4 separate regions of the Mus musculus genome follow, and all the other regions are linked to region 1. Evidence: chromatin loops called from intact Hi-C (ENCODE). Cell type or tissue: left cerebral cortex. All regions are shown on one strand. Region 1 holds the start of Ptchd1 (patched domain containing 1). Region 2 has its middle 78 kb from the start of Gm39545. Region 3 overlaps Phex (phosphate regulating endopeptidase homolog, X-linked). Region 4 overlaps Sms (spermine synthase).

Region 1 (8,000 bases):
AGATTATACATTATGAACACAATCTTCAGATCTTCCATTTAGTGTTATTTATAACAGAATTGTTTTAAACTCTTCTCATAAAATTTAGTTAGATGAAGGAATTCTATAGCATTATTAGGATCTTTTTAGCAATATTAATTGACATGAGGAAATGTTCATGCTTTTAATAGAAAAATAATGACCCATACTTGCTATCCTTAATGTTTAAAAGGAACATATAAACAATATGCATATATTTCAATGCCAAACACCACCAGGACTACACTACTACAGGCTGCATTTTATTATGGAGATCTAAGGGACAATTCAATAAGAAAGTATTACATAGAAAATAGATGTTCATTATATGGTTTGACAGTTTAGGTCAGTCATCGTGCAGGAATAGTTTCTTGAGTGGGCGTTTTAATTAGCCTTTATCTGGAGAGGGGTTAGGATAATAGTTTAACTGATTTGTTTTTGAAAGACCACAATAGTCAATTTGATTAACTAGACTAATGTCCTTTTTGCTCACTTATTGTGGGCTAGACACGATTCATGTTTTGTCTGTGTTCAGACATGATTATGGAGTTGTCCTCATTTGGTCTTAATCCATTCCAGTTACACAATGCTCTTATTTGACATTTGTGTTTTGGGAAATGGTTTATGTTCACAAAGAGAACACCAAAGCTTAGATGGTAGTACCAGACCAGCTCTTATCAACATCAAGGCCATCTGTAAACACTAGGACAGTTCCTAGAATCAGAGAGTGATTTTCTTTCTCCTCTCTCACACACACCCACACAAAAAAACTTTAATTATAATTGTTATCATTTCTTGGGTGTTTGTGATATTTTAAGTACTATATTAAACACTTTATATCCTTCTAAACTACTTAAATTATTGCAGGAACTCCATGGAGTATATTCTATTATTATTCCCACTTCCCAGAAAAGAGAACTGAAATAAAGGATAAGTTTATTCACCTAATAAATGGGCAGTAGTAAGGAGTGGAGCAGGTTTCAGCTCCATAGCTATAAATGCTACAGACTTACTTCACTATTGTGTTTATGTAGCAAGTAATTTTTAACAGAGGTTACCTTCAAAGGCAGTGGCAAAAAGGTGTTTTCCTTCTTTTATTATTTTCTAAATTGTACATTAATGTGCACCAATACTTAATCAAATAAAGAAATCATCTATGAATGGTGATAGAAGCTCGGTTCCCAGTGTTACTGTCCCAAATACAAACCAAAATCTTTAGAAATAGCAATGCTTCCCTAGAAGGCTAAGTGTAGATAAACAGTGCACAACACACACACACACACACACACACACACACACACACACACACACACGGAGAGAAAGGCACACTTTCTCCTCTCCTGCGTTTCTCCTTTCCTCTTTCCCCTTCACATCTCTTTTAGCTTGATTTAGACAATACTAACTGTATTGTCTAAATAGTAAAAGATAGCTGAAGATTCAGTATCAGGAAGCTTTATCTCTGCATCAAAGCAGGAAAGGTAGAAGTTCGCCCTTGGGCTAGACAAGAAGAGTTGGAAGAGTGAGATGGCAATGTCTTGGTCTCAAAGAAACTGATCTATCCCACCCAGGACAGCTGGGCATTGCAGTGTCTCCTGCTCTAATATTCAGCCTAGGCACTGCAGAGAGAGCACTGGTTCTTTAGTCTGCATACAGGTTGACATTAAAACAAACAAACAAACAAACCAAAGACAAATGGGATGAGTGCTAAGCAAGGTTGTGAGGGAACTATTTGGAAAGACAAAGATTTCAAAATGATAAGAGCTTCTCCCAAATGTTAAAGCTTCCCGAGTAGACTTGATTTCTGTTCTCCTACTTTTGTTCCAGCGGTATACAGCACCAGTGTATATGTAACAAAGACAGATGTTAGGTCTCTTGACAGGTGCCCACCCACCAACTGGAATTAGTTTAGTGGAAATGAGCTGGGTTCCTAATATTCCTGCTGCCACTCCCACCTAGTGCACTCTTCTCTCTTTTTCACAGAACTAAGAGCTACTCAGGGCAGCCACCCTGCGTTTTAGCACCTCAGCAGTGTGAGGGGGCGGGGGAGGGGGTTCCCAACACCCATGCCCTTGCAGGAACTTGTGCTACCTCAGCGCTTGCAGGGGCACAAGTCAATGAGGCTTTTTGCTCCGCGATCATCGTGAATCAGCAAAGCGCTGCAGAGCAGCAGCATCTCAGGGAGCTGAAATTAAGATGCTGGGGGAAGGGCACAAATGGAATGTGGCAGGGGAATTTCTAGCCGGCTCCGTAAATCCTTCCTAAGAAGGGCAATATAGAGTGAAAGGCGGATGTTGGCTAGAAGCTTTGGGGCTTGGGTGTCCCGAGGAGCCTTGGGAAAGAAAGCTGGGTGGCGAAAAGCGGGGACAGGCAAAGAGAAAATCAGCAAGAGACAGGTGGAAGAACCTAGGAAACAATCTCGGGCTGAACTGGACAAGTGTGTCCCCAGAGTGGACAGATCAGCAGTTGTAGCCATTGCTGAAGGAACATAGATGTGATATAGGGAAAGGAACAAGAAAAAAAGAAGAAGAAAAAAAAAAAGGATTTCAAGGTCCAGGACTTTTTTGTCTCCAATGCACAAGTTCTCAAGTTCAGTTTGAGAAGTAGAGGGTGTTGGGGAGTCTAGGGGACAGGGATTTTAGGAAAATGCCTCTTTCAGGTGCTTTTTCCCACTCCTGCTGAGCTGTCTTGAAGTGTCTGTGTCTGGCTCTCTGGCTCTCTCTATCTCTGGCTCAGTCTGCATCTCTCCCTAACTCCCTCCTCCTCCTCCTCCTCCTCCTCCTCCTCCTCCTCCTCCTCCTCCTCCTCCTCCTCCTCCTCCTCTTCCTCCCCCACTCTTCCCTCTTCTTTCTGCTTTGATTAATATGCATGTCCATGCTCAGTTGTGTGGCACACTCAAGGGACCGCTCCTACTGCCACAGCCACTTCCCATTTGACCCTTGGTACTTAGAGGTCGAGCAAACAGACCAGCGGTGTGGAGTGGGCTGACTAAGCTGTTGGAGCTGTGAACCTGAGGACCCTTCTTTGTGCTCTGGTTCCCACCCCAACCTGGCAGGACGGGGAGCATCAGTGACCCAGACTCCGTGGATCCCACTCTGTCTGCATTCCAATGGACGGACCCCGGGGCTCGGAGCGCGCAAATAAACGCGCTAAATTGTACCTGTGCGTGGCCGTTCCCGCCGCCGCAGGTCTGTCCCAGGCCGAAGCCAGCGTCCGCCTTCTCGGGAAATCTCCCGAGGGGAAGTGCGAGGGGGAACCACAGTGGCTGCCTGCTAGCTATGGCTGGCGCACACACGCACAAGCCCAACTTTGCCAAGCCTTCAGAGCCCCTCTGGCTCCCCCGCGCCCCCTGCGGCTCGACATACTCAGAGACCAGTACATCTCTTGTTCTGATATAAGGGTCCCCGTACTCGCACACTGTCGCGCGTGGAGGAGGAGCAGGTGGAGTGAGAGAAGGGGGTTAAGTACTGACTCCCCGACCAGCATTTCCCAGTCTACACCCGCAGGGGGGCCCGCACCAGCTCCACCGCACCAGATCCCCCAGACCTGCCAATGACGACAGAGAGAGGAGGAGGAGAAGGAGGAGGAAAAAAAAGGCAGGGAGGGAAAAGAGGAGCCTGGAGACAGACAGTTCCATGGACTGACCGAGTGTCATTATCAGCACTTTTCTTATTGGGGGACAGGGTGGAGAGAGTGGTGAAGGGATTGCACCACTGCCCAGTTCAATCCACTCTGGAGCGACCCTAAAATTGGGACTTGGGAGGAAGATTGTCCTAGAACACATTTGGGGTGGACAGCCTCCAAATGCACACAGGTCCCCTGTGGTGCCCCTGGAGCTGCAGTGTTGGGGAGATCTTAAAAGGCTCTTACTTGGGAGGAGGCGTGATTTCCATGCTCGAGCGTCTCGGTTCCCCACCCCCTCTCGGTAATAGCCAGTGCGCGCCACCACCTGAGCCTGGCAAGAGCCGGGGCGCACGCAGTCTTCAGCCTGCGTCTTTCCGCGTCTGAAGAGACTTGGCTCAAAGCGGGTCTGCCCGACACCCCCACCCTACCCCCTAACGGGAGAACTCTTATACTTTATTTTGTTTGAAAAATCCGGGACATCTCTTTATTTATCTCTGAGTCTCCCCAGAGGAGGCCAGGGGAAGGGGAAGGGGGTGAGCCCGCTTGGCCGGCCAAGCTGAGGGAGGGGGAGTACACTGAGAGGAGGGGACTGGGTGTAGCCTGGAATTCTCTGTCCTCGTGTTCCAGGCTGGCGCGCAGAGTCTTCTGGCGCTAGCGCCACCACCACCACCGCTCTCCGCGCCATCCCGTCGTTGGCTTCGGGGATCCGGTGAGTGGGGTCATGAGGAGCCGCGGGGGCCGCTCCCAGCCCCGCCCGCTCTGAGCGGGAACGCGGCAGTGTCGCGTGTCGCCCCCCAGGCTGGGAGCCGGCGGGGGGTGGGGAGGTCGCCCCGGGTAGGGCGGGGTGGGGGCGGCGCGGAGGCCGCCAAGCTGGGGGGCTCTCCGGGCAGGCGCGGCAGCGGGCAGGAGGGCGTGTCTCCAGCCGGAGGGGTCCCTCCCGAGGCGCGGCGCGGGACTCCCCGATGGTGGTGCCGCGGCTCCAGGAGAGCTCAGGGTCTTGCCTCCGCCGCCGCCGCCGTCGCCGCCGCCGCTGCGGGCGCCACCACCACCACCACCACCACCGCCGCCGCCGCCGCCGCCGTCGCCCGAGCCCGCGCCGAGCGTGCGCCTCGCCCTCCTCCCGCGCCCGCTCTGCTCTAGGATGCTGCGGCAGGTTCTGCACAGGGGCTTGAGGACGTGTTTCTCCCGGCTTGGCCACTTCATTGCCAGTCACCCGGTCTTCTTTGCTTCGGCGCCGGTGCTCATCTCCATCCTGCTCGGCGCCAGCTTCAGCCGCTACCAGGTCGAAGAGAGCGTGGAGCACCTGCTGGCGCCCCAGCACAGCCTAGCCAAGATCGAGCGCAACCTAGTCAACAGCCTCTTCCCGGTCAACCGCTCCAAGCACCGGCTCTACTCGGACCTGCAGACCCCTGGGCGCTACGGCCGGGTCATTGTCACCTCCTACCAGAAAGCCAACATGCTAGACCAACATCACACGGACCTGATCTTAAAGGTGAGACCAGGGCGGGTTCTGGCAGCCCCTGGCGCCGCGGCTGCTCTGGCTGTGCTGGTTCCGCGCGGGGTCCCGGCTCAGAAGCCACCTCTAGTGTCCCGGGCAGTGGCTCCCACGGGGGCTCCTCTGCACTGCGCGCCCCTAGGCAGCAACCTAGAGTCTCAGAGTCTCGGAGGCAGGAAACGTTCAGGTCCGGGTCCTGGCTGGGCCCTGCCCTCCCCGCCTCTGCCGTAACCCCGCAGCTGCTGCAACAGTTGGGGCGGCGGCGACTACGGTGCTTTAGTGCGCTTGTTTTGGTCGCAGTGGGCTTGGGGGCAGGGAGGCTTTAGGTTAACTGGGCCAAGAAGAAGCGGAACAAGAGAATACATTCAAGAAAGTCCCGCTACTTGAGAATAGAATACTATTCAGGAGGAGGGAGGTGAGGTTCAAAGACACCATTCTCTGTTCCCGTTTTTTTTCTTCTCTTTTCCTCTAGTCGCTGCACCCGAATTGTTTTTGGATAGGTTGCTGTGGGTAGTAGGTAAGGGACAGAGGACTGTGAGTTGGCATGGTGAGGAAAATAACACCCACCCACCCCCAACCAAAGTGCGGTTCCTGATGAGGACCGGGGCGGCCACCAGACCACTCTTCCAGGATCAAGGTAGCCATGTCTGTGTTTGAGAGTAGGAAATGGTGCTTGTAACTCACAGTTATTTCATCTTTCACAGTACTTTCAATCCACTTAAACGCAACTTCTTTGGGGAAAGACAGAACAGGTTGATATACTTTTATTGTTTCTTTTTTTTTCTTTTTTCTTTTTTTCTTTTTTTGAACGCGTGGTTGAAGGGCAGATCCAAAGCCCGGAGATTAGGAGCCAGGATGTGACCCCAAGAAGATCTCAGGAACACAGAACAGAAACCACTTGCCCACTTGTGCCATCAGCCCGAGGTGGGAATTTGCTGTGAAAAGTGAGGTTAAAGGTGATAACTTTCAAGAAGTTCCTAAGAAAAGCCAAGGAGTGAGGACTGGAAATGGAAAAGTGAAGAGATCATAGGAGGAAAAAAAAAAAAAGAAAAAATAAATGAAAAGGGAGAGTGAATCTAGGTGGAGACTATGGGGTTTGTTTACTTCAGCTTCTGCTGGGGAGGGGGTGGGGCAGGACCCAGTCCCAGCTGAGATGCTGAAGAAATGGAAAGTGCTGATTTCCTGTGGGGTCTCTGGGTCTGGTGGAAGGTTAGATTCCTCCTTTTCCCAAAGGGAATCTACTAGAGAACCTGGGAAATTCTTTACTCTGTCTCTTCCTCTCCAGGTAACCCTGTGTCCCTAGATAGAAGCTCGTTTTCCTCTATTGTTTCCCTCTCTGTTTGTTGACATACTATCCACCAGCAATTAGTAAAGGAGGAATCTGGCTGGGGACTGACTGGAATTAGAACATTTTCACATTGAGTGGCTTGTGGTATTTTTTTTTTAACGGCACACAAATCACTAGACATATTCACTTATGGCAGAACCTTATCAACATTAGTCTTGAAATGCTCCCCACCCCACCCCCTGAGGTTGTTTTTCAACATCAAAGTGGGTTTTCACCCCCAAAACTTCAGAGCATCTATTGAGATACAGATAAATAAATACTGTTAGAAATGCTTTATCAAGAATGTGTGTAGTTGAACTGTCACAGGCTTAAGGAAAGTATAATGGAGCAAGTCTGGGCATTTGGAAATGCTTCATGTTTTGTAGATGATCTACTAAGTTGTTTATCCATGGATTTTTCCCTCTGAGATGTTTCCATTGGCTTTTTTTCTCCCTCTCTAACACACCATCATGCCACTGTGACAGGCAGTCACTAGTTACATTCACTGTCAAGGTTAATGAGACATCAACAGGCAAATCAGATATTTTTGCAATTATGTTCTTTTCTGTTTGGTTTTAATCAGTCCAAGACAAAAAAGGGAGGGCATATTATAAAAAGGCTGGGACTGGAGAGAAAGAAGCTGGCTCTGCCTACATGTCAAAGGACAGTCTTGAAGTCAGTGGACTGTTTCAAAAAAAAATGGGATGATTTTTCATGGTTTGGGTATATGGGTAAAAACAAATCAAAGTCAAATAGTGGTCAGAAAATCATTTCGAAGTGACAGCTCTCTATTCAATCAGTGCATATAGTTTATAGTTTATAGTGATGCATACTTATGAAACATAGGAAATGCCTTTGATCTATAAATTGGGTATCCATTTTATTCTTTATACACTCAACTCACCCCCTAGATTTGTTAGGTAAGGAGCAGGGGGATAGAAAAAAAAATGGTTCTTCAGTAGTCATGGTAATGTAAAGTGTGGGAGTGAGCTCCCCCCCCCTTTCCATTTAGAGACATTATGACTTGTCCTTTGCAAAAGATATTGGGAATGAAATTCTTACTGTTACTGCCACTACTAGTGTGATTCTAATACTTTGTTATTAGCACCAAGGACAACACTACAGATTTTTAACATTATACACTACAACTAAAAGCCCCTGGGTATTTTATAGCATCTCATTTGAAGTTAAATGAGTGGGCAGAGCTTGAGCAGAGCTTGAGTTTTCTGGGTGCTGCCAAACTGGAGGAAGCAACTTGTAGGACTGCATAAGGCAATTCAAGTGTAATGTTTTTCTTTGCATAATACTATTCAATGAAGGATACTGTTCTTCATATATTAAAACAGCTACTTGTTGACAAAAAAAATTACAGACTAAAGGTAGTTATGACAAAAAAAGGTTGACTTTTAAAATGTAGTTAAAAGAATAACAGGAAAAATTCTGCTTGAAAATAACATTGATCCTGGTTCAAAGGTGCTTTCTCAAATTTGTGAAAGTGATGTGATTATTTTACTGTGACCCTGTAGTAAATAATTTGAC
Region 2 (8,000 bases), 190 kb after region 1:
TAGTTCCTCCCCATACTTGCCACCTCACACATTCCATTCAAATACATCTCCTTACATCTTTACAAAAATGTCTTTCCAAAATGGAACCTTGATATCTTCTTCCTTGTTAAAATTTCTTGAAGCTTTCTAAGGTCCACAGGAGAAAAAAAATGTCTTCCTAGTTAGAAATCATAAGGTCTTTCAGAGTTTCGGTGCTTGCCATCTTTCTTCTTCAATTCAGTCTACAAACCCCAGTCAGATGTCAACAACTTTCCTACTCATTTTGTAACCAATTTCAGTCCAAAAATGAAGTAAGGCTCTCTTTCCCTATATCATATGCCTAATAGTGTTACAATTGCTAAAGTAGATTACAATTCACTAGTATAGATGTGCTATTCTCCTAAAAACAGCTCTACAAGGAAACATCAATGCTTCAATCTAGACGCATAACACTTGCTCCCAATCAACAGATGATGAATAGATAAATGACTCAAGTAGAGAAGAAACTAATTAAGCCAGCAATGGTTATTTTCCCAAAAATTCCAACTAGACTTCTTAATTGTCCCAAATGAGAAAAATTCTACCAGTCATTATCAGTTGAGCAATGAAGATCACCACATTGTCATCTATTGTAATAATAACTATAGAATAAAAATAAAATCTCAGTACATATCCGTTTCTCTGAGTAATAACTCTGAAAACAAGCCATGAAATTTTCCCATTAAAAAAATTCCCCACAATAATTTCTCCATCATAGTAATAAAATTCTGGTAAAGTCCATTACCATTTGTTTCAGATGGGAATGAGTTTGCAGCTTCAAATGTTAAAAGTCTAATGAAGAAGGAATCAATAAATCCAAAAAGAAAATCTCTGCCACATTAAATACTACAACATTTAACATCCTGGAATATTCCTGTCCAAATAGTGCATGCATAGTCCTTTGATATTTAAATAAGTTCAAATTAAATAAGATGATGGGTACATTACACACACACACACACACACACACACACACACACACACACAAATACCCTCCAATCAGACCACTAGAAAGCTCTGTCAGGAGCTGGAGAGATGACTCAGTGGTTAAGAGCACATTGTTCTTGCAAAGGCCTCCTACCTCCAAAGTTTGGAAGTTCACAGCCATATGTAACTCCAGGGAGATATGGTGCCTATGAACCTCTAAGGATACATGCACATATTGACAGACAGACACACACACACATATACAAACACACACACACAGGAGAATTTTAAAAGAAAATAATTTTTAAAAGGAGAGCTCTTTATACAAAAACCTTAGATTGTATACCTTTATGTCTCAAAATTTATTCACAAAATATTAAATGGAACCTAATAAAAGAATGACACTATTAATCTGTTCATATAAAAGACTGATTCAAAAGATATAATTACTACTGTCCTTTTTCAAATTAAATTTATTATTTCTGCTATGTGTTATCATCGTTTGTAAAGAGGATACAGACCAGCAGTATAAGAAATATCCCTGAGTAAGCTAGTAGCTATAGCTAACTTGGACTCTGACTGAAGACAAAAAGAGAAACCAAAAAAATTGTCTGAACATTTCAAATGCCACAGAAGTGATGAAGACCTAAGTCAAATGGTAGTCATTGCCCCAAAAGACCTGAAAAAGTCATGCAGTGCTGCTGAGTACTGAGAATTGTCAAGCAATTAAATACTTGCCAAAATTGAGCTTTTTCTATTTGATTCAAGTTCCATTTTACAATTTTTCACATGTTCTCTGTCTCATTTATTTGACAAATAAAATTGTATAAATTTGTTGTATATAGCATGGTGTTATGAAATGTGTGCACATTTTAATGGCTACATCGACATACTTAATATATGCTTCAGAAAATATTTGCTGTGCTAGGTAACTATAATCAATATATTACAGTCCTTAAAATTGCTGTGCTGTCACAATAAAAAGAACAGTGTATTAAGCTGTTCTACTATGTTTGTCCTTCTATGGTCCAAGCATATTTTACCTGTTTGTATTTCCAAAATCAATGGTAACCAAGTGTTCTAGCCAGGGCACACTAAAATTAAGTTAATAGAAGGAACATTTACTCTCCAAAGGAACTTTTCAAAGCCCTGGTCAACATGAAGAGGAACAAGGTAATACGGAAGCAGTTATGAACCACTAGATCTAAAGAGAGGGAGGGAGTAGTTTCCAGAAACCCAAACAGAACTTTACAGGAAAATTGTTGATACTTAGGAAAACAGAATTGACAAGAAAATGTCTTCAGCTTGTCCAAGGAAACCATAGATATGTAACCTAATACTTCTCTGTCTCTCTGTTTCTCCTGTCCTCCCCCTTGTGTGTGTGTCTGTCCCTTTCCCTACCCTCCATACCTTCTCCTAAAGCATCCATGAGTAGATGAAAACAGGGTCTCTCTGATGAAGTTCCTATAGACCAGTATCCTGAGCAAAAAAAAAAAAAATGGGATATAAGAACAGAATAGCTCTACAGGTATAAAAAAATCCATATTTTATGGGGTAACACTTAACTTTCTCTCATTTGTCATATACATGTATCAGGTGAGCACTCTATTAAATATACAGCTAATTGTACAAGAATGGTAGGGACCAGATAAACGAGATTGAAGATGAAGGGAAAAATCACAAAAGCAAGACAGTTTTCTTCGAGGAAATTAAAAATGCAAGCATGTTTCTAACCAGGGACAAACACCCTCAGTAACCTTACCTACATTTGGCCTGTGGAGCAGAGACAGCAGTTGCGTAGAGGAAGTTTGGGAAATGCAAAATCTCTGGCCCCACTTCAGACCCACTAATTCATAATTTACTTTTTCTTCTTGTTTTTGTTTGTTTGATTTTGGTTTTGGCTTTGGTTTTTGGTTACTTGTTTTATTGGCATATGCTCATTGTTTATAGTAATGGGTTTAATAATGGTATTTTCATTTAAGTAAATCACTTATTTTGATCTAATTCTTTCTTCCCCTGTCTCTCCTATTCCCTCCCACTAGTCTCCTTTTCCCTGAAATAAATAAATTCTACTTTCATTTCCTATTTGATTTTATGTACCTATGTAAAATCTATCATCCACAAATGAGAGACATCATGTGAGCCTGAATTACTTCACTCTATAATTTTGCTACACATGACCAAATTTCATTACTTATGGCTAAAATATACTTGATTATATACAAATGCCATTTTCTTTATTGATGCATCTTCCAACAAACAGACAAGCTGATTTAACCAGATGCCCTGGAGCCTACTGTGCAGAGTAAAAGTTAAGAAGTTCTTCACTAAAGACTGTGTAAAGCTACTCAGTGTGAATCTAGAAATTTGGAATAATTAAAACTAGAGGGATTTAACGCAGGAAATACACAAACATGTATTTAAGAAGGGCATTCAAATATCATGCTAGAGAAAATGTGATGTGTTTTAATCCCATCATATAGCCAAATGTCAGCACAGTCAGTAAATGGATATATAATATTCATTACATATCATCATGAAAAACAGATAGTGAATATTATCCCATTATTAAAAAGTTATTTCACCATGCAAGAAAATTCTACAGCTACCCAGATTCTCCCTAACAATTCTGCAAAGAAAGGACAAATCCACTCTGATTTAGATTGGAAAGCTGCAGCTGCCGTTTTGTGCTTTGCCGTCTTTCTCTTTTTAATACAATTTTACCTTCTATTTCTGTCCCAAGTCTGGCATTTAATGGGAGTTCAGTAAATACTTTTTGATTGATTGAAGCCCAACTGCTTTAAAATTGCGTGCTAAACTGTAATAATAAATCAGCATCAAAGGCTAGTTGTCGATTGTCTCCTAGTTAGATTAGAACACCATCTAGTGTTTCTTAGGAAGATACCCTCTCCTTTCTCTGTATGAAACGGTTCTGTTCCAGCTAACCACTCTGCCTCGCTTTCAGGCATTACTGCATCTATAATGCAGTCTTAGCATTGTTTCCATCTGCTCTCAGCATACTTCAGTTCCCACTTTGAAATATCAAGAGCACTTTCCTTTGACATTAAAAATACTATTCTCCCTCAATAGCTATACAGGCCAGCCACTGCCTTCTTTTACTTCGGTTCTCACCAACTCAGTGCACATTGTTCTAACTTACAGGGTAGATGCCTGTATCTGAGGGCTTTCTAAAGACCCCAAAGCTTATAGCACACCAGATTTAATATCAACCTTGTTCCCAGGGCCCCAAACCAATGAGTGATGGAAGATCAGAAATAAACACCCTAGCTTTCTTGCTCCTTCAGAAGGAGATTCTATTTTCTAGAATTTCAAGATTAATGGAATGTCTGTCTTTTGTCACACTGGTGGTTTTTTGTTGCCTTCTCTTCCCCATCTCCTCTATCATCCCCCTCAATCTGGGTATACTACTTGTTCTTGAGAAAGGTGTGCTACTGATGAAACACTAAGACATTATTACTATATGATATCACACTCAAATGTGTTGGCTAAGAAGATGACAGGAACGATATGTGCCATGACTATTTCACCACCTGCTAACATCCTTCAGCTTTAGGCCATGATTTTATCACAAGAATGTTACCTGAAATTCTAATCTTTACGTATTTTCCTCATTGACATTTCCAATGCTATCCCAAAAGTACCCCATACCCTCACCCCCACTCCCCTACCCACCCACTCCCACTTTTTGGCCCTGGCATTCCCCTGTACTGGAGCATATAAAGTTTGCATGTCCAATGGGCCTCTCTTTCCAGTGATGGCTGACTAGGGCATCTTTTGATACATATGCAGCTAGAGTCAAGAGCTCCGGGGTACTGGTTAGTTCATAATGTTGTTCCACCTATAGGGTTGCAGATCCCTTTAGCTCCTTGGGTACTTTCTCTAGCTCCTCCATTGGGGACCCTGTGATCCATCCAATAGCTGACTGTGAGCATCCACTTCTGTATTTGCTAGGCCCCGGCCTAGTCTCACAAGAAACAGCTATATCTGGGTCCTTTCAGCAAAATCTTGCTAGTGTATGCAATGGTGTCAGCGTTTGGAAGCTGATTATGGGATGGATCCCTGGATATGGCAGTCTCTAGATGGTCCATCCTTTTCTATCACAGCTCCAAACTTTGTCTCTACAACTCCTTCCATGGGTGTTTTGTTCCCCATTCTAAGAAGGGGCAAAGTGTCCACACTTTGGTCTTCGTTCTTCTTGAGTTTCATGCGTTTAGCAAATTGTATCTTATATCTCGGGTATCCTAAATTTCTGGGCTAATATCCACTTATCAGTGAGTACATATTGTGTGAGTTCCTTTGTGATTGGGTTACCTCACTGAGGATGATGCCCTCCAGGTCCATCCATTTGCCTAGGAATTTCATAAATTCATTCTTTTTAATAGCTGAGTAGTACTCAATTGTGTAAATGTACCATTTACACAATGGAGAAATTATAATCTTTATACTTTAATCTGCTGCTCTATTGCCTACACCTAGGAGACTGCCAACAAATTACTTAACATTGGTATTGGGCATAAATATATATTAATAAAGATTTTATATGCTGTGGTGGTTTGAATATGTTTGGCACAGAGTGACACTATTAGGAGGTGTGGCCTTGTTGGAGGAAGTGTATCATTGAAGGGGTGGGCTTTGAGAGACCTTCCTCCTAGCTGTACAAGAAACCAGTTTTCTCCTTGTTGCCTTCAGAACAAGATGTAGAACTCTCAGCTATTCCAGTGCCAGGCCTGCCTTGATGCTGCCAGGCTTCCTGCCTTGATGAAAATGGATTGAACCTCAGAACCTGTAAACAATCCCCAATTAAATGTTGTCCTATATAAGAGTTGCCTTGGTTATGGTGTCTCTTTATAACAATAGAAACCCTAAGACATGCAAATATTAATGTCTAATACTCTCCATTATGAAAACATTTTTAGAAAGACACATGCTCCACTATGTTCATAGCAGCCTTATTTATAATAGCCAGAAGATGGAAAGAACCCAGATGCCCCTCAACAGATGAATGGATACAAAAAAACGTGGTACATTTACACAATGGAGTACTACTCAGCTATTTTTTTAAAAGATTTATTTATTATTATACATGAGTACACTGTAGCTGTCTTCAGACGCACCAGTAGAGGGTGTCATATCTCATTATGGGTGGTTGTGAGCCACCATGTGGTTGCTGGGATTTGAACTCGGGACCTTCAGAAGAGCAGTCAGTGTTCTTACCCACTGAGCCATTTCTCCAGCTACTACTCAGCTATTAAAAAGAATGAATTTATGAAATTCCTAGGCAAATGGTTGGACCTGGAGGGCATTATCCTGAGTGAGGTAACCCAGTCACAAAATAACTCAAATGATATGTACTCACTGATAAGTGGATATTAGCCCAGAAACTTAGAATACCCAAGATATTAGTTACAATTTGCAAAACACATGAAACTCGAGAAGAACGAAGACCAAAGTGTGGACACTATGCCCCTTCTTAGAATTGGGAACAAAACACCCATGGAAGGAGTTACAGAGACAGTTTGGAGCTGAGACAAAAGAATGGACCATCTAGAGACTGCCATATCCAGGGATCCATCCCATAATCAGCTTCCAAACACTGACACCATTACATACACTAGCAAGATTTTGCTGAAAGGACCCTGATATAGCTGTCTCTTGTGAGACAATGCCAGGGCCTAGCAAACACAGAAGTGGATGCTCACAGTCAGCTATTGGATGGAACACAGGGCCCCCATGGAGGAGCTAGAGAAAGTACCCAAGGATATAAAGGAATCTGCAACCCTATAGGTGGAATAACATTATGAACTAACCAGTACCCCGGAGCTCTTGGCTCTAGCTGCATATGTATCAAAAGATGCCCTAGTCAGCCATCACTGGAAAGAGAGGCCCATTGGACATGCAAACTTTATATGCCCCAGTACAGGGGAATGCCAGGGCCAAAAAGTGGGAGTGGTTGGGTAGGGGAGTGGGGGTGAGGGTATGGGGTACTTTTGGGATAGCATTGGAAATGTAAATGAGGAAAATACCTAATAAAAATATTAAAAAAGAAAACATGTTTAGTAAACTCAAATGTATATACTTCTGACTTACTACATCATTGGAAATGTTGTCACTAGATAAGAATGCCTTAGAAATTTGAGCATCTGAGTTTAGTTGTATTAAGATGATTATGTCTAAGATTTGTGTTTCACATATTAACTATACTTAATAAAATTATTGCAAACTATTGTTATGGAATTTTAATTTTACACCTAAAGCTTTATGCTTTTTTGTTTATTTGTTTCCCTTCCTTTTCTCTACAAAATAAAATGTGGTTTTCAATTGAACTTACTTTCAAATTTTGTGTTTTTTCTATCACTATCAATAACTTTGAGCTGTCAAAGTGTTGTAACATGAGATGCACTATCCTAGTCACAGAATAATGTATGTATGATATTAACAAAGGAAAGTGATAACTTTGGAATACTATGGGTTGAATAAAGCATGTACATTGTCTCACATGAGCTACAAAGCCTTCTAGATACCAAAAGCAAGACAAACTAGGCATAGGCAGCATAGACCAAATGTCATAGTCCAAAAATCGCTCTATTCAGATATACTCCAAAAATCAGGGGGTTCATTATAGTGATTAGCATTTGGCACATAGTATCTTCCTGGGTCAGGAAAGACCTGTGAAGCCCAGGTTTAGGCCGAACAGAGGACAAATCTATAGTCACCAGGCAGCAGATTAGCAAGGATCAGTTCCAGTAATTAAATAGAGCAAGATTATTGAAATCTGAGACACATGCTTCCAAACATAACCTAACTACATATAATATACATGTAATACTCATGTGCAAATGGTTTGGATTTAGGACAAAGGTTTATTATCTTGTTCTGAGCTATTTCATTCCTTAGGGTTAAAGCACCTTCAGAGAGCATTGAGTTTCAGAGGTACACTTCAAAACACAGAAACACTGGTTGCTCAGAAACCCGAGTCTTATGAACATCACATATCTCAAATTAGTAATTCTGCCCTGAATTGAACACAAATAAAA
Region 3 (8,000 bases), 1.7 Mb before region 1:
AGGCTGAACTTTAGACTGGTGTCACTGCTGTCCTAATGCCTGGGTGTGAAAATTATATATTTATTAATTTGTAATCACTTTTAAAATCAGGACTTTAAAAGCACTCCTTTGAGATTCCAATATGCACACGACAGTGGCAATTATGACTTAATTACTTTAACGGGATTATTTTTCTTCCATCATTTCATGTTCTTGTCACGCCTGGATCCCAACTTGAGCTTTCTCTTTCTTTTAGTGTTTTTACTAAATTGGAAGAAATAGCTGTGAAGCTCCCCCTTCTCCATCTGCTGTTTGTTCTTATTTACATACGGTGGAACTTAGCCCACTGATTTACAGCTCTGCTTCCCTTACAACTGTTATTGAACTGAAAACATAACTGAAAACTTATTAAACAGAGAGAAATTATTTTGAGGGAGTTTTATGCTGACAATTCCTTATAGAACAAAGTGGGTGTTTGGAAAGAATATTAACAATTGACCTATAGCTTCATGATCTCAAAAGTAAAGATAATCCTGGAACCAGGCTCCAGCGTTTGATTTTTTTTTTTTTTTGGCTATACCATTAAGGCAGTCAAGGCAATGTGCAGGTGAATAGGGTTCTGAGGTGTGCATCCAAACACAGCAGGGTTTCCTCGTGCCCTTGCAGCAACGGCTCTCTTTCCCCAGTCTCCTCATCCCTGTTATGGCCCAGCAGAGGTTGTCAGCAAAGAAAATATATTCTTAACATGGATGTGATCTCATTCTTTAATGTCTGGGGAAAGGCCTTTCAGAAAACTTCTATTCTACAGATGCTGCCTGTACCCAGCATTCTAGATCTGAATAAGACATTGCTGGGCTGCAAGGGAGGAGAGAGAGCAGTAGGAAGGGAATAGATGATAACTAAGCATTTGGTTTCACTACTGGCCCTGAATTTAGAGAGATTTGGGGGTCTTCACATAAATCTGATTCATGTTGGCATGATGTCCTTTGAGGTGCTGTATATCCCAGCATGATTCTCTTTTTAAACAACACTTCTTTCAACTGTTGCTCGCTTTTTTTGGCAATGTCTATCTGAAAAATCACAGACTGTGCTTTTGCCTGGCACTCTCTGGTTCTGATAAACTCTGTCTCTGTCTCTGTCTGTCTCTGTCTCTGTCTCTCTGTCTCTCTGTCTCTCTGTCTCTCTGTCTCTCTGTCTCTCTCTCTCTCTCTCTCTCTCTCTCTCTCTCTCTCTCTGTGTGTGTGTGTGTGTGCAAGTGTGGTGTGTTGGAACTAGGGATAGAACCCAGGGCCTTGCACTTGTTAGGCATACACTTTTTCATTGAGCTACACTCCTCAGCTCTTATTAAATTATGGAACTTGTACTGTCACCACCTTGCATCATCTGTTTACAGAGCCCCCCCCCTCCCAAAATAATGTCAGAGCATGAAATTGAACTGAAAGAAACACTGCCCCCCCCCATTTTGAACCTTGAAGTAATTTTCTTGTAACCTGATTCAGGTCAAGGAAACCTGGGCTGAAGTTTCTGGCTTTGACGCTGCTTCTTTGGGTATTTTCTAATAGATGGAAGAATTGATTGAGGGTGTTCGCTGGGCCTTCATTGACATGCTGGAGAAAGAAAATGAATGGATGGATGCAGGGACAAAAAGGAAAGCTCAAGAAAAGGTAGGACTTCTTTGGATGGAAGAAAAAAAAACCCACTGTTTAATGGATTTTCATGCTCGATGTTGACTGTACAGTTTATTTATTTATTTTTATTGACTGAGCTGTTGTTTCCAAATGACCCCAGAGGTAGGTGTGTGCTTTTGGATGAACACATAGATTTCATCACCAGGAGGTAACAGAAAATAAGATCTGACTTATTCTTTCCCTAACTGCATTTTCAAATGCCATGTAATTCAGCCTTTGTTTTACTCCTAATTGCAGCCTGTAAAAGCCACATGGCTTTCTGCCTAGTGAATTTTGCTATAAACCATCATTGGATATGGCAGAATGTCGAGCAGTGGGGAGCCACGGGAAGCAGCTGGCAGAAGGGCCCTCAAGTTGCAAAGGAAAAAAAAACCCATATTGTCCATGTGTCTTCTCCATTTGTGCATGATGTGTGCAAATGTCCTGAGGCAAATATTTTCCTGTAGTAAAGCACACATCTACTTCCTAAGCCAGCGTGTTCCACAAATGGCCCAAAGGGCATGCTTATAAGGTATGCATGAGTGATAGACCATGGCAGGTACTATAGACACTTGGTAAAAATTCTCTGATGGTATGCAGCAAAATACAGGAATAAACAGGGCAATTCTGCATAGCTATATCGTCTACAAATAAATGAGGGGGTCCACCTTGAGTTGGAGATATTCTTCTGGAGCTGAAACTCAAATGGGCAGGGCCAGAGCATGCCTTTACCATTTCGCCCGAGATTCTACTCTGTAACTGAGAGACTCTAAAATTAGGAACACTTCTTTGTAGACAAAGTTTTGAAATCTTTCTGATGATAGCAGTCATCAATGGGACATGGACATGCAAGAGCATGCTGGGCACCTTACTGGCAAAGACTACTTTAAATCAGAAGTCTATATACTTGTGATTTTAGCCATACACATCTCTGTCTCTCTCCCTCTCTTTTTAAATTCTAATACTTTATTTTGTATCCAAAAGCATGTTTTTAAACATCCCCTAGTGTAGGTATAACTCCCAGAGATGATTTTTTACATATTTCAGAGTTGACATTTTTAAAATAAGAAACCAAAGTAGAAATATCTGGAACATTTGAAATTTAGCACAAATTTAAAATCCAGAAATATTTCAGTAAAAGTGTATACTTCCATAATTTAAAAGACAATTTACTTGGTGATGGCTCTTTGAAAGGATGTTGATTTAATATAGTGTTTTTCTTCCTCAAGCTATAGTCATGCATATAGCTACATTGCTTTTCTTTTTTTCTGTGCACCATCTGTGTGATATATATATTTTTTTAATTTGGATATTTTATTCATTTACATTTCAAATGTTATCTCCTTTCCTGGTTTCCCCTTTGCAACCCCCCCTATTCCATCTCCCCTCCCCCTGCTTATATGAGAGTGTTTCCCCATCCACCCACCCCCTCCTTCCTCCCCCTCCTGGCATTCTCCTACACTGGGGCATCAAACCTTCACAGGACCAAGGGCCTCCCCTCCCATTGATGCCAGATAAGGCCGCTTCAGCTTCTTCAGTTCTTCCCCTAACTCCTCCATTGGGGTCCCTGTGCTCAATTCCATGGTTAGCTGCAAGCATCCATATCTGTATTAATTTTTTAAAAGATTTTGATTATTTAAATACATTTTATACATCAAACATATTAATAATATTTAATATTTTGAGAATCAAATAATACATTAAAATTGTTCAACTTTTATATTCATATTCATATTCTTTTTTTTTGGTTTTTGAGACAGGGTTTCTTTGTATAGCCCTGGCTGTCCTGGAACTCACTTTATAGACCAGGCTAGCCTCGGACTCAGAAATCCGCCTGCTAATTTCAAGCACAGTGAGAAAAATTATCAATAATATTTCCGGACAGAATAACTATTTTGAGATATATTTCATTGATATTTCTCCCTTTTCATTTCTGATTTTATTAATTTGGATACTCTCTCTGTGCCCTCTGGTTAGTCTGGCTAAGGGCTTATCTATCTTGTTGAATTTTCTCAAAGAACCAGCTCCTGATTTGGTTAATTCTTTGTATAGCATTCTTTGTATATCTGTATTCATACCCATCTCTTAATATTATCATTAGACACACTGCTTTGAGTCATTCCTTACACCAGTAATTTTGCCTTAGGGTCAAGAAGCAAGGAGATTCTCACTGTAGCCTTGTTGAAATAGAATTTCTGGGCAGTCCCCTATCTTCTGGCACAAGTTTTTTGTAGAACCTTGTTTGTAGTAACTCTTGAGATTGAGATACCTTATCTTAGATGTTTTAGTTAACAGGATTGAAAAGGCAGATGAGTATTTACAAAGAAGAAAGACCTTGAATAGTATTGGTGGTGGTCTTGGAAGAGGACAATGAGTAATTTTAAATTATTTTTCTCCATTCAAGATCTGTCAAAGCTGTTTTAGGTCATGTACACCACAGGCTGGAGGAGGTAGGAACATACGGGTTGTGGTGAGACACTCTCCATATGGTAGATGAAACTCTTGGCACCAACACCACATTGTTGTTTCTTGAAGGCTTGGTTAATTTAAAAGGTAGCTTTTGATGTGTGGGGCAGGATGTGTCTTGCATTGAACAGTTGAATGCTCAGTGTACTAGGTGCTCTTTGTTGTAGCTTGAGGTTCTAAACTATCAATTTCATAGGATGACTAGTGTGAAGAGAGGGAGAGAGATGGAAGGAAGGAAGGAAGGAAGGGAGAGAGAGAGAGAGAGAGAGAGAGAGAGAGAGAGAGAGAGAGAGAGAGCTATGAATGAGTGAGTTATGGATATTTGGAAGCTTGTAGTCAGCTTTTCAGAAATAGAAATTAAGAGTACTTCAAGTGCTTGCTGACATTCAGTTAGGCAAAGATTGTCTTGTAGCTGGGTCTTCTAAGCAAATGGTCCATGAGTCCTTCTTTAAGGAAACTATTCTCAGTCCTTCTAATATTAGACATGTTTCTGTTGGCCCTCTGGGTTGATCGCCAGTCTTTTATTTCATTTCAACTAGAACTGTCACTTTTTCCTTCTAAAAGTATTCTTTGAACACTCTGCTTTCTTTGAGCTGAGTTCAATCTGCCAGGAACTCCAGTAGCAGCTCTGACAGGCACAAACATCAAAGGCAGTCGTCCTTCTGGATCTCATTAGGCTCCCCTAGGAGGTATTGTATATTAAGGTTCAGAGAAGTCCCAGTAATGCAAGATAAGAAATGGGGTGTTGTCCAAGGATCTCCAGCAGTTCTCCCAGTCACTGCTAGCCCTAAACCCCAGAATACAAAGATTTTCTTCTCCTAACTTGAATTAACTCGCGATTTTAAAAATGACCTCTAGGTGGAGCTCACAGTACTAACAAAGGAGAGAGAAACTGCAGCCTTTTGTGTGGCTTTTCACTCTGGGATGGTTTTTGAGCCCCCCCCCACCCCCTTTTCCCTTTTGCTTTCCTCAATTTGATTGCCTTTTTAATAGTCAACAAGAAAGAAGAGGCTCTGCCTAATAATTCCTTGAGTCTTAGATGGAAATCTCTATCTCCCTGCTTTGTCTTTCTGATATGGAGAAGCTGCTGCATTAAGAGAGGATTTGCCTGCATTTGAAGTGGAGGTGAATAATTTGCCTTCTCTTCCTGGTATGACTTGGCACTGTTTTTTGGACATGTGCTGTACGCAGTATATCACCCAGGCGGAAGATTTCTCATCAATAATAGTGCCCACACTGGGCTGATGCTGAGTCACTTGGCTACCCATTGGGAAAGCTGGAAAAAAAAATGTTCTGATTTGTGAGGGGCTTAAAGCTTTTCTTTCTCTCACCATGAAGCTCCGGACTGCAGCTAATTAAAGTGCCACCTAAGATGTGTTGACCTCAGCTTTCTTTTGTGACCAAAACTACCAAACTGAGTGATAGGGAGACTCATATTCGCAGTGGTCTGAGGGCCTTACCTCTTGGTTTTTGTGACAGTGACCCTGTCTCAAAACAGAAGTGTGTGAATGGGCTTTGTTGTCCTCTTTGCTAGGAGTGATCACTGTAAAAGATAAATGAGGATGTCTCTGCTTCCTTGAAGGGTAAATTTGTTATCTCTGTCTCCCTGCCTTTTCCTGCTCCTCCCTGGAGAGAGGTCATTGGTACTTTTGTGTTTTGAAACTCACCGTGTTGATTTCAAGTGGAAATTTAATATTGGGAAATAAGCACCCATTTTTATTTAAGATTCTGCATTTCCTGCAAGCATGTGCTCTTTAAAAATATTTTTTGAGGTTATAATATAATTACATCATTTCTCCCTTCCTTTTCCTTCCTCCAAACCCTTCCAGTATCGTCTTTGTCACTTTTTGTCTTTTTCTTTCAGCAAAGAACAAGGATGCCTGCTGTTTTTCTGGTTAATAGAGCCTTTGAATAGGCATATAGTGATAATTGGGTGATTTGGGGTGTCTTCTGGAGGATTTACAGTGTCCGGAACAGAGGAGGAGTCCCCCCAAGGTCACTATGGAAGAGACTCAGGCTGCCTTTGGTCTCCCTGGCCAGTTCTGAGTCAGATGTGAGGAGCAGCTTCCTGAGAGTGGCTCAGACTTGTTCCCCAGCTGAATTAATCACCTAGCTCAGTGCTGGACCACCTCTGAACTGTTTCCTTGTGCGCTTTGCATCTGGGGTCGAAGCTTGTCAGCCCATGCCCAGAGAAAAGAAATACCAGCACGGAAGACCTGGGGAGGCAGTGTCCTGAGGGTGGCATGAGGGAGTAGCTGTGGCCTTGGCCACAGCAGGTACAGAGAAGTTGGCTGCATGTTCCCAACTCCTTAGGCATACGACTCCCACGCACAGGCTTCGAGTGAGGTAGGAAGATTTCCACTGCAGAGAGCAAAGCAAAGTGCACCTCACCTCTCTGCCTTTATCACTAAACTCTGCTAATCCCAGGCACTGCAGTGTGCATAGCATACAGTCTGTACTGACCAGTTAGGACCCTGACTACCACCCTCGGAGCCCATGTTTCTGAGGGTGTGCTTTTCCACCTGAGGCACTTAGGAGCTTGTGAATAGGGCACATTTCCTCACACCTGCTTCAAGATCAGGGGTGGGGTGAGTCCTTACTTCTTCACTGCATCCCTGTCTGACTTCTAACTGCCTGCCCCTTCATTCTGCCCAAAGTCTTTCTTGTCCCTATGGAGTCTACTGTGAGTGGCACTGCATCCAAAAGACTCACCATGCCATCATCCTTCCTCACTGGCCCTTAGCCAACAATTGTTGGAAGGCGGCTAGTGCCTGCCCTTCTTTCTCCTGCCTCTCACATGCCCTATAAATGTTCCTGGGAGCTTACCCCGTGGGCTTGAGCTTTCTGGCAAAAATGCCCTTTGCTGCCTGCCTTCCTTTCCCTTCTTGCTTTTGAAGACCTCTTTCTTTGACCACCCCCCACCCCTTTCAAACACCGTGTGCTTTAATCCTAGTCTCTAGCTCTGTCCCTAAGGAGACCACTAATGAGGACACAACCTCTGCGTTAGGTCCTTTTCTCATGCTTCCCTGCCTTTAAGACAATAGTGCATTTCATTGAGTCGGGTTACCAGCATCCTCTCAGCAAACTCAATGCCACAAGCATTTGTAGCACACCAAGAATGTGCCAGGAAATGGGCTGGGAGCTGCAGATTCTGGAAGGGAGGGGGTGATCAGCTGCAGTTCCTTTTCTTCACGTGCTTTCACATACCTAGGGTGACACAGGGATGCTACGGAGGCTGTGCTGGTGGGGGAGGGTTATTTAATAGAGAGTCATGAAGTGGTCCTGGGGGCCTAGGAAGTGAAACTTTAGGAGCGGAGGCAGGCTGTCTCTCAGGGTGCTAATCCTGCCCCTTCCTCTCTTCCTTTGTCATGACCTTGTTAGCTTATAGGTGAGGCTTCTTCTGAGCTCCCCATCACTTGGTACTTGGAACAAGTGCTCCCAGCAGTGCTCCTCTCCCTTGGTATGTTTACTCCTGCTGCACTACACAGTTTCCATTGGAATAGGTTTGGAGAGGAGAGGAAAGGCTTCAGCCAGGATACCTCATGCCCCTATTTGTTATAGCTTTCAGTGTCTTTGCAGAATGTCGAAGAATGCAGTCATTCTGCTTCCTGCATCTACTCTGAGTATTCTTCAGGGACAAAGAGCGTGCAAACTGTGACCTTGCTCTGGCTTCTAGTACTGAGCTTACAGCCACTGTCTCTCCACCCCTGTTTAGGTATCTTCAAGTTTTTGTCTCACAGTCATCCAGGTGAAGGTGATGTTCGTCTTCCTTATATCTCCTCAGCTCAGTGCTGTCCAAAGGAAGGACAGTATGGAGGAGAGATATATGGAGGCTGACTGTATTGTAAGCCATTTTTTACCTCTTGGGTGCTACATGACCTTTTGGAG
Region 4 (8,000 bases), 1.8 Mb before region 1:
ATGCACATATATACTTGGGTACCCATAGCAAAAGACATTCTAATAGAGGTAATCTACCAAAATACAATAGAAAGTATCAGAGACTTAATTTTAACAGTAAATGCTAAAGTAAAAATTGGAGTAAGTCGAAAAAAGTCATTTTCATTGGAAGCAGGAACCAAATTATGAGTGTTGTGTATCTGAGATTATCATTAATTTTGAAGTCACTAATATAGTAAGATAGGAAGATGCAAGTCATAAAAATAATGAAATAATTATAGGGGATAAAAATGGTTAGAAAAGTCCAAGAAATTTGCCATGCTGATCTCTGTGATTTCTGAGAAATTGGCTCAGTGATTAAAGTTGTGAGTGATTTAGGAAAGATTAATTTTTCTCTCTGTTAAATGCAGAACAGTTTGAAAGGAAATTGGGAGACGTGTGACAGGAAATCGCACTCAAAGTAGTCCGCTAAGTACTTAGAAGTAAACTTAGCAAGAGGTATGATGAGGCCGATGTGCACGATGGGAAGATTTTCCTGAGACAGGAAATGTCGTTAGTCGGTGGAGAGGCGTGACAGCAGAACAGTTTCAGGGGCTTCTCATTTATCCTCCTTCTAAATGGCATCAGAACCCCAAGGGAGTGAGACCAACGAATGCTTTCAAAGTTGCTTTTATTAGAATGAATGTGTAAAAGTAGCCAAGAGAAATTCACACAGTAGTCATTGTGGAGAGAGACTTTTCCTTCTCATTGGTAATTTGCTCCAGGCCCTCTAATCAAATAGGAAGTCAGACACAGAGTGTAGACACATAAGATTTGTGTTTGGGAGCTTGAATTTATAGTATGTATTCCAACACACTCTTAACATATCCAATATGCATTTTATTTCACTTGGGGAAAGCTCTAGTAAGCAAAACTGGCTTAACTGGGCCATCCTCTTGCTTGAAAACGAAGTCAACTAACCCTACAAACCAACGAAAGGGAAAGTTCAGTAAACTCAAGCCCTAGGTACAAAAAACGAAGATAGAAAAGAAAAACACAGCCTTTTTAAATTGGGAACTGAGGGGAGTTAATATGATTATGCTTATAAAGGAATATTAAAGTCAAGGAGTAGAACATAGAGTAATTTACTGTACATGATCAGATGTACATGGTTTCAATTTTAGTAAAGGAAACAGATGTGTCAGGTGAACTTTTCTATGGTGTTGGTATCAAGTCCTGACCTTAGGTTTTCTTTTCTTTTCTTTTCTTTTCTTTTCTTTTCTTTTCTTTTCTTTTCTTTTCCTTCTTTTGTTTTTCTTTCTATTTATTTATTTATTTATTTATTTATTTATTTATTTATTTATTTATTTAATGTAAGTACACTGTAGCTGTCTTCAGATGAACCAGAAGAGGGCATCAGATCTCATTACGGGTGGTTGTGAGCCACCATGTGGTTGCTAGGATTTGAACTTCGGACCTTCGGAAGAGCAGTCGGGTGCTCTTACCCACTGAGCCATCTCACCAGCCCCCTGTTTTTGTTTTTCAAGACACAATCTCTCTGTATAGCCCTGGCTGTCCTGGAACTTACTCTGTAGACCAGGCTGGCCTCAAATTCAGAAATCCGCCTGCCTCTGCCTCCCAAGTGCTGGGATTAAACTCATGCACTATCACTGCACGGCCTGACCTTTTGTTTTTGAAACAGTTTTTGGTATTAACAGAGGTGAAGATCTCTGTTCATGGGCTGGTTCTATGGATTTAAAGCCCAGCTTGCATTTTCCCTTTATAAGTGCTTAATGACATACCCATTTCTGTTGACTCATGTGTCTGATCTTGTTCTCTCTGAAAGGTTCTTATAGAAGACTGTATCCCAGTACTGAAGATGTACGCCAAAGAAGGGAGAGAGTTTGATTATGTGATTAATGATTTGACAGCTGTCCCTATCTCTACATCTCCAGAAGAAGGTAGATTGTGTTCTATGTTTTTAGTACTCTTATATGTGCATGCTCGAATGTGGGCACACGTGTGTATGCACATTCATGTGCATATGTGAGGCCAGTGGTCAACATTGAATGTCATTAAATTATATTCCCTCTTAATTTTTTGAGAAAGGGATTCCTACTGAGTCTAGAACTTAAATCAAGTAGGCATTACTGTCTCTACTTCCCCATAGCTGGGAATGCAGACGGGCCTTACCGTGCCCAGCTTATATGTAGGTGCCTCAAAGCCTGCTTCTACAACAAGGCCACACCTACTAATAGTGCCACTCCCTCCAGGCCAAAACACAGCTTATCCTACAAAAGGTGTAAGAGTTTGTTCTGGAATGAACTATGAGCAGCTGTGGTCAGGGAATGTGGATTCAGGTTAGTGTAAGACTGTGTTCCAGTGTGGTAACGGTGTCATGGTTTTATAATTGTAGAACAAAAGAAAGTCACAAATCAAGGATTTTTCACATGCATTGGTGGCCACGTTAGGTGGGTTACAGTAATTCTGTTATAGAATTTGAAAGCTGTCTGAAGACATTCTTAGTTTTGGCATTGGTTGAAGCTAGATTGTTCCTCACTCAGGCTTTTTTATTTTTATTTTTTATTTTTTAAGAATTTGAGCTCCTCCTTTGTGAGCAGTCTTTGTTATTTACCTGTGAGTAGTACTGGGGATGGAACCCAGGATCTCCTGCAGATGAACAAGCTTTTCACCACTGAGCTACACTCCCAGCTCCTATGTTAAGTCTTTATTGGTGGTGTGATAAGTTTTAAATAGATGTGCACTTGATTTTGACCTTGGTGTTTGCATTGGTGTGTGTACAAACCAGCTATATGATTGTACATTATTATTCATGAACAACCTTTCAAGCTCAAGGTTCTTTAGATATTTTTTTGTATTTTATTATTTTTTTCAGTTAAAGTCTCATGTAGTGCAGGGTGACCTCAAACCTACTATTTAGCCAAAGATGGTCTTCAACTCGATCTCTTCTTTTTTATCACTATGAGTGGATATTTGATACATGAAAATCATATTTATAAAACAATCTTTTCCACATCCAGATTCCACATGGGATTTCCTCAGACTGATTCTCGACCTGTCAATGAAGGTTCTGAAACAGGATGGAAAATACTTCACACAGGTACACCAGTCAGTCTCCACCCTCTCTCCCTGGATTGTCAATAAGAATCAATATTGGCATGTTTGACTGCATGTTCTTGAATTTCACCTATGGCAAGAACAACGTCTTTGAATTGTAGTTGGTTTCTGCTCTGTCATCTTTTGAGATCATGCTGATTTTGTTGGCCCTGGCTGCAGTATGAGACTGCACCAGCAGGTGGAGACACAGACTGTGGTTTGTTGTTGGCTTTGGTTTGGTTTTGGTTTGGTTTTGTTTTCCCTTCCTTCCCCTCACTCATTAGGCTCATCTCTAGGGAAAAGCCCATTTAGCAGCACACTCTTGAAGCAGCCTTGCCACATCAGACTAATGTGAGCTGCAGATACCACATAGAAGCAAATTTTTGCTTCATAGTTCTTTTCATTTTTTAGGGTATAAGTTTGTCTTTGGTAGCTCTATATAATAGGTAGTTACAAAGCATATTGTAGCCGGGCGTGGTGGCGCACGCCTTTAATCCCGGCACTCGGGGAGGCAGAGGCAGGTGGATTTCTGAGTTCGAGGCCAGCCTGGTCTACAAAGTGAGTTCCAGGACAGCCAGGGCCATACAGAGAAACCCTGTCTCAAAAAAACAAACAAACAAAAAAACAAAACAAAAAAAAAAAACAAAAACAAAAAAGTTGTATTTATTCCTAAAAAGTGACCTACTAATTGTTAACCCAGTCTCATTACTTGGTACAAAAAATACTTAATTAATGACCATGTTCAGCTCTTATTCTCTGGTCTCTGAATTCTTCTGAGTTTTCTTCAGAATATTCCTCAGGAACACACAAACTCTAGCCCTCCCCTCATTTTTAATCTGAAATAAGTTTACTATTTTGATTACAGACCATCATAAGCAGATTTCTGTTCTCTGTCCTGTGTCCACAATCCCCACGACCTAAAAGGACTTTATCTTACAACCAATTTTATATATTGATTTCTCAGTAATTCATTCCATTAAAGTGTATGTTTTAATTTTACTAAATAGTCCATGCTCCTCCCCTCCCCTCCCCTCCCCTCCCCTCCCCTCCTCCCCTCTTCTTTTCTTTTCTTTCTATGTGGATGTTTCTGTGGGTATGCACATGTGAGTGCAGTTGCCTGCAGAGGCCAGAGGTTTCAGATCTCCTGGAGCCACAGGTCCAGGGGCTTGTGAGGCTCCTGTACTGGGTGCTGGGAACTGAATTCCATTCTCCTGCAAGGGCAACAAGTGATTTGAACTGCTCAGATATCTCTATAGCCCTGGTACAATTTAATGGACATAATTACTCCTTTCCTCCAACTTCTCTCATGTACACCCCCCTCCCTCACTTGCTTTCCCTCAAGTTCATGGTCTCTTTGTTGTTAGATACATACTTATCTAATATACATAGAGATAACACACTTACATACATACACATAAATAAACAGTCTATATGCTAGTTGCATATATATGTTTTCAGGGTTGAGTGTTTGTTATTGCATAAATAATTGGTGTGCTCTTTCCTATGTAAGACTGTTTTCCACTTTCATTATTTCTTAGTTCTTTGTTTAGAATTTGGGGCCCCATGAGATTCCCCCTTTCCCACTATCATGTCTATTAGTGCCATCGTCATTCAGGTGTTGTTTCAACAGCCACATTACTAAGGTATCAGGGGTGACACAGTTGTGTCACAGTACATTTTTGTCTGTCTCTTAAAATCTTTCTACACCTTTCATTTTGTAATATTCCCTGAATCTTAGGTTCAGGAGCTGTATTGTAGATGTATCAATTAGGCTAGTATACATTTTTAACTTGCATTTAATTTTTTATTTATCTATTAAAACATAAAAAATGATCAAAGAGTTACCATGTGATGTTTACCTACATGTATATATTATCTAATGTTTAATCAGGCTAAGTACACATGTCCTCTTCTGTATATATCAGTGTGTTTGTGGAGAAAACACTCAACTTCTTCCTTGTAACATTTTGAAATATACACTGTACAATCATTAGCATAGTCAACCCTATACTGTGTAATTTCGTGGCAGAAATTTCCTATTGAACTGTTACTTAGAACCTATCGATGAACTTCTATTGATTATTGGTCTATTTAAATATCTAGATGAGGTAGCGGTCGGTTTTTTCCGGAGGAAGTGTTTATCTGCACACTCTAGTTTATTCTGGCTATTTCATGGGATCTGAGAATAATGCTGCTGGAGAGAAGTTAGAATACCGAGACACTGAAAGGCCTAGCTTGTCCTGTTTTCCTCCTCTTCCCACTGGGAGCAAAGCCTGTGCATGCTTGCTAGCTTAAGGCAGGGTATACACACAGTTCCAAGTGTGCGTGCCTGTTCTGTTTGTCACTTCTTAATAAACAGCCTGTTTGTTTTGTGCTCCAGCAGCAGTGAGGATTGCTGAGGAGGCCTCACCGTCTGTGCTGTCTAAAATGTGGTCTGTCTGGCCCACTACAGAGGAGGTTACAGGCCTCTGTTTTATATAGGATATTGATGGTGGAACCTGCTCAAACAAGGCAGTGCAGATTCAATGACTTGGGCTTTGGGGAGCATACTTACTGTAGAAGTTCCCCTCAATTTCCACAACTAAAAGAAAGTCTCATGCAGTTTAATTGAGGAAGCATATGAGGCTCTACAACCAAATAGAGCCTTGCCAGGACTGGCTGAGGGCATTCTGGCAAAGTTCACTTAATGTGGAACCTCACCGTGCTTTATTATGTGCAGCAGAGCGGGGAGAAGTTAGCTAGACTACATAGGAAGGAGGTTTCTGCTTGGTAGGTTGCAGACATCTGGGAGGAAGAAGTTGTTGCTAATTTTGTATACATGGATCAGTCACTAGCACTCAGACCCCTGAAGGAGATGTTTCCATCTCTGTGAATCTCGCCTGGGGAAGGCTTTTCCATTCCCATGGGAGCAAGGCATGCCCATGTCAACAGTACTCATTCACCCAGGACTTCACTCAATACAGAGCTTCTTCTGTTTCAGTACAGAGACTGAAAAAAACCTGGGCATGATGACATCTGCCTATAATCCCAACTATGTGGGAGGTTGACGCAAGGGGATTTAAATATGGATGCTCTGTAAACCAGTCAGTTTAGAGTAGATGAGAGATGGCATTAGAAAGAAAGTATAGTAGTTTTGTTCTTTGCCTGCTATGGAGAACTTGTGTGTTAGTGTGGGCAACTAATAGAAGTGTTCCACAAGAGTATAGCATGTGCAAATACTAATGACTCAAACTTTGACAGTGTGCTTTTATGAACTGTTTCTTTCTTAACCCTCTAGATCACAAGTTCAAGGCTATGTTCTTTGCTAACAATTATTCAGAAGACATCACTGTTGAGAATGACATACATTCTGTTTTCTAATTCGCTTTCATTGGATATAGAAAGTGATACTGTTTTGTGATACCCTTGGGATTTGTCTTGTGTTTGGCTATATGTGTCACACACTGAAATTCACATGGACTAAGGAGCATAAGCCTTGCAGGAAATAAGTCACCACTATTCATTCATTCATTCATTCATTCATCCACTCATTCTTTTTTTTTTTTTTTTTTTTAGTATAGAGTTTATTCAGGGAGGGAAGTTAAGAGAAAGGCAAAAGAGGGAGAGATTGGAGAAGTAGAGGCAGGCCATGACCACATGGAGAAAAGGGTGGAGGGAATGGGGAGAGAGGCTGCACAAGAGGGAGAGGCAAGAGAGCAATAGGCAAGAGAGAGGGGCAAGAGTAAGAGCTCATTCATTCCTTATGATGATTTCCTGCCCGCTAGACAAGAATTCTACCTCTGACCTTTTATAGTTTATACCCTTAGACTATGGCTATGGTTTTATCACTGCCTGGAGACATGATAACTCTTGATTCTTGCCTTCTTCTTCTGCCCTTGGCTGGAATGTGTAACAGAAAAATAGAGAAGGTTAATAATGGGATGAGGATGTTATGTGGTGATTTGCAAAAACTGAATGTTCCCACCACACATTGCTGTGCCACAGTGGCAGATTTGTGACATCATTGGTATCACCCCGGGGGCTTGAAGACAGCCTTGTTATATCACAGAACTTCGGAGTATGCATTTTTGAGAGTAGAAGTAAGGTCCCGGGACTTGACCACCTACCTTCTGTCTCTAATCCCCTTCTTAAATCCCCCTACTGTCTGTTACATACAAAAATGGGCATGTAACACTACGGTGAAAAATGAAGCAAACTCTTGACCATTCCCATAATAATGAACTGTTCGTTATCAGTACTTTTTAGACATGTATAATCCACACTGAAAGTTACTGCTTTCTGGAAGTAATCCATTAGTATCATTTGAAAATTTTGTTTTTTATTAGGTGTTTGTGAGTATGGGTGCCTGTGGAGTGCAAAAGGGGATATTGAATTCCCTGGAGCTGGAGTTAAGCATTTGTGAGCTGCCTGATATGAATGTGGAAAACTGAACTCCGAGGTCTCTGTACTCCCTGTGTGTGTTCTTTTTTATTTTTAAATTTTATTTATTTTATGTATATGAGTACACTGTAGCTGTCTTCAGACACACCAGAAGAGGGCATCAGATCCCATTACAGATGGTTGTGAGCCACCATGTGCTTGCTGGGAATTGATTCAGGACCTAGGGAAGAGCAGCTAGTTGCTCTTAACCGCTAAGCCATCTCTCCAGCCCCTGGTGTGTGTTCATTCATTCATTCATTCATTCATTTATTTATTTATTTATTTATTTATTTATTTATTGTAAGTACACTGTAGCTGTCTTCAGACACTCCAGAAGAGGGAGTCAGATCTCGTTACGGATGGTTGTGAGCCACCATGTGGTTGCTGGGATTTGAACTCCTGACCTTCAGAAGAGCAGTCGGGTGCTCTTACCCACTGAGCCATCTCACCAGCCCTGGTGTGTGTTCTTAACCACTGAGTTGTCTCTCCTGCCCCTTTGCTGTCAT

The links. A loop is a pair of places that touch in the nucleus more often than their neighbours do. Peaks named below come from ENCODE experiments on the same cell type or tissue, not always from the same donor. Only the 100,000 strongest peaks of a DNase experiment are listed, where the experiment ranks them.
Region 2: it touches region 1 in a loop (2.7-fold over the local background); 2 of 42 quality-filtered maps call a loop at or near these places.
Region 3: it touches region 1 in a loop (5-fold over the local background); 5 of 42 quality-filtered maps call a loop at or near these places.
Region 4: a loop joins it to region 1, with 4 times the contacts of the local background. A loop is called at or near these places in 5 of 42 quality-filtered maps.

What each region holds. Positions count from the first base shown.
Region 1 is chrX:155,620,091-155,628,090 of GRCm38, reverse strand. It overlaps Ptchd1 (patched domain containing 1), which reads left to right and starts at 4,764. Exons shown (of 3, transcript NM_001093750.1): 1 at 4,764-5,131. The coding sequence starts at 4,781. It overlaps Gm15155 (a long non-coding RNA gene), which reads right to left and starts at 3,555. Exons shown (of 4, transcript XR_387096.4): 1 at 3,176-3,555. In left cerebral cortex, a CTCF peak has its summit at 3,390; DNase peaks (open chromatin) are centred at 5,582, 6,535, 6,783, 7,606 and 6 more places; H3K4me3 peaks cover 5,087 bases; H3K27ac peaks cover 2,445 bases.
Region 2 is chrX:155,428,900-155,436,899 of GRCm38, reverse strand. No RefSeq gene overlaps it. Among named protein-coding and RNA genes, the nearest start is that of Gm39545, 78 kb to the right of the region's middle. In left cerebral cortex, a CTCF peak has its summit at 3,831; DNase peaks (open chromatin) are centred at 3,686 and 3,835.
Region 3 is chrX:157,304,512-157,312,511 of GRCm38, reverse strand. Phex (phosphate regulating endopeptidase homolog, X-linked) reads left to right here. Exons shown (of 22, transcript NM_011077.2): 12 at 1,542-1,643. Among named protein-coding and RNA genes, the nearest start is that of Gm25795, 8.9 kb to the right of the region's middle. In left cerebral cortex, a CTCF peak has its summit at 4,961 (motif pointing right); DNase peaks (open chromatin) are centred at 4,959, 5,257, 6,435, 6,863 and 2 more places.
Region 4 is chrX:157,449,913-157,457,912 of GRCm38, reverse strand. It overlaps Sms (spermine synthase), which reads left to right. Exons shown (of 11, transcript NM_009214.4): 8 at 1,805-1,919; 9 at 3,000-3,079. Among named protein-coding and RNA genes, the nearest start is that of Gm24281, 23 kb to the right of the region's middle. In left cerebral cortex, a CTCF peak has its summit at 3,255 (motif pointing right); DNase peaks (open chromatin) are centred at 3,280 and 6,004.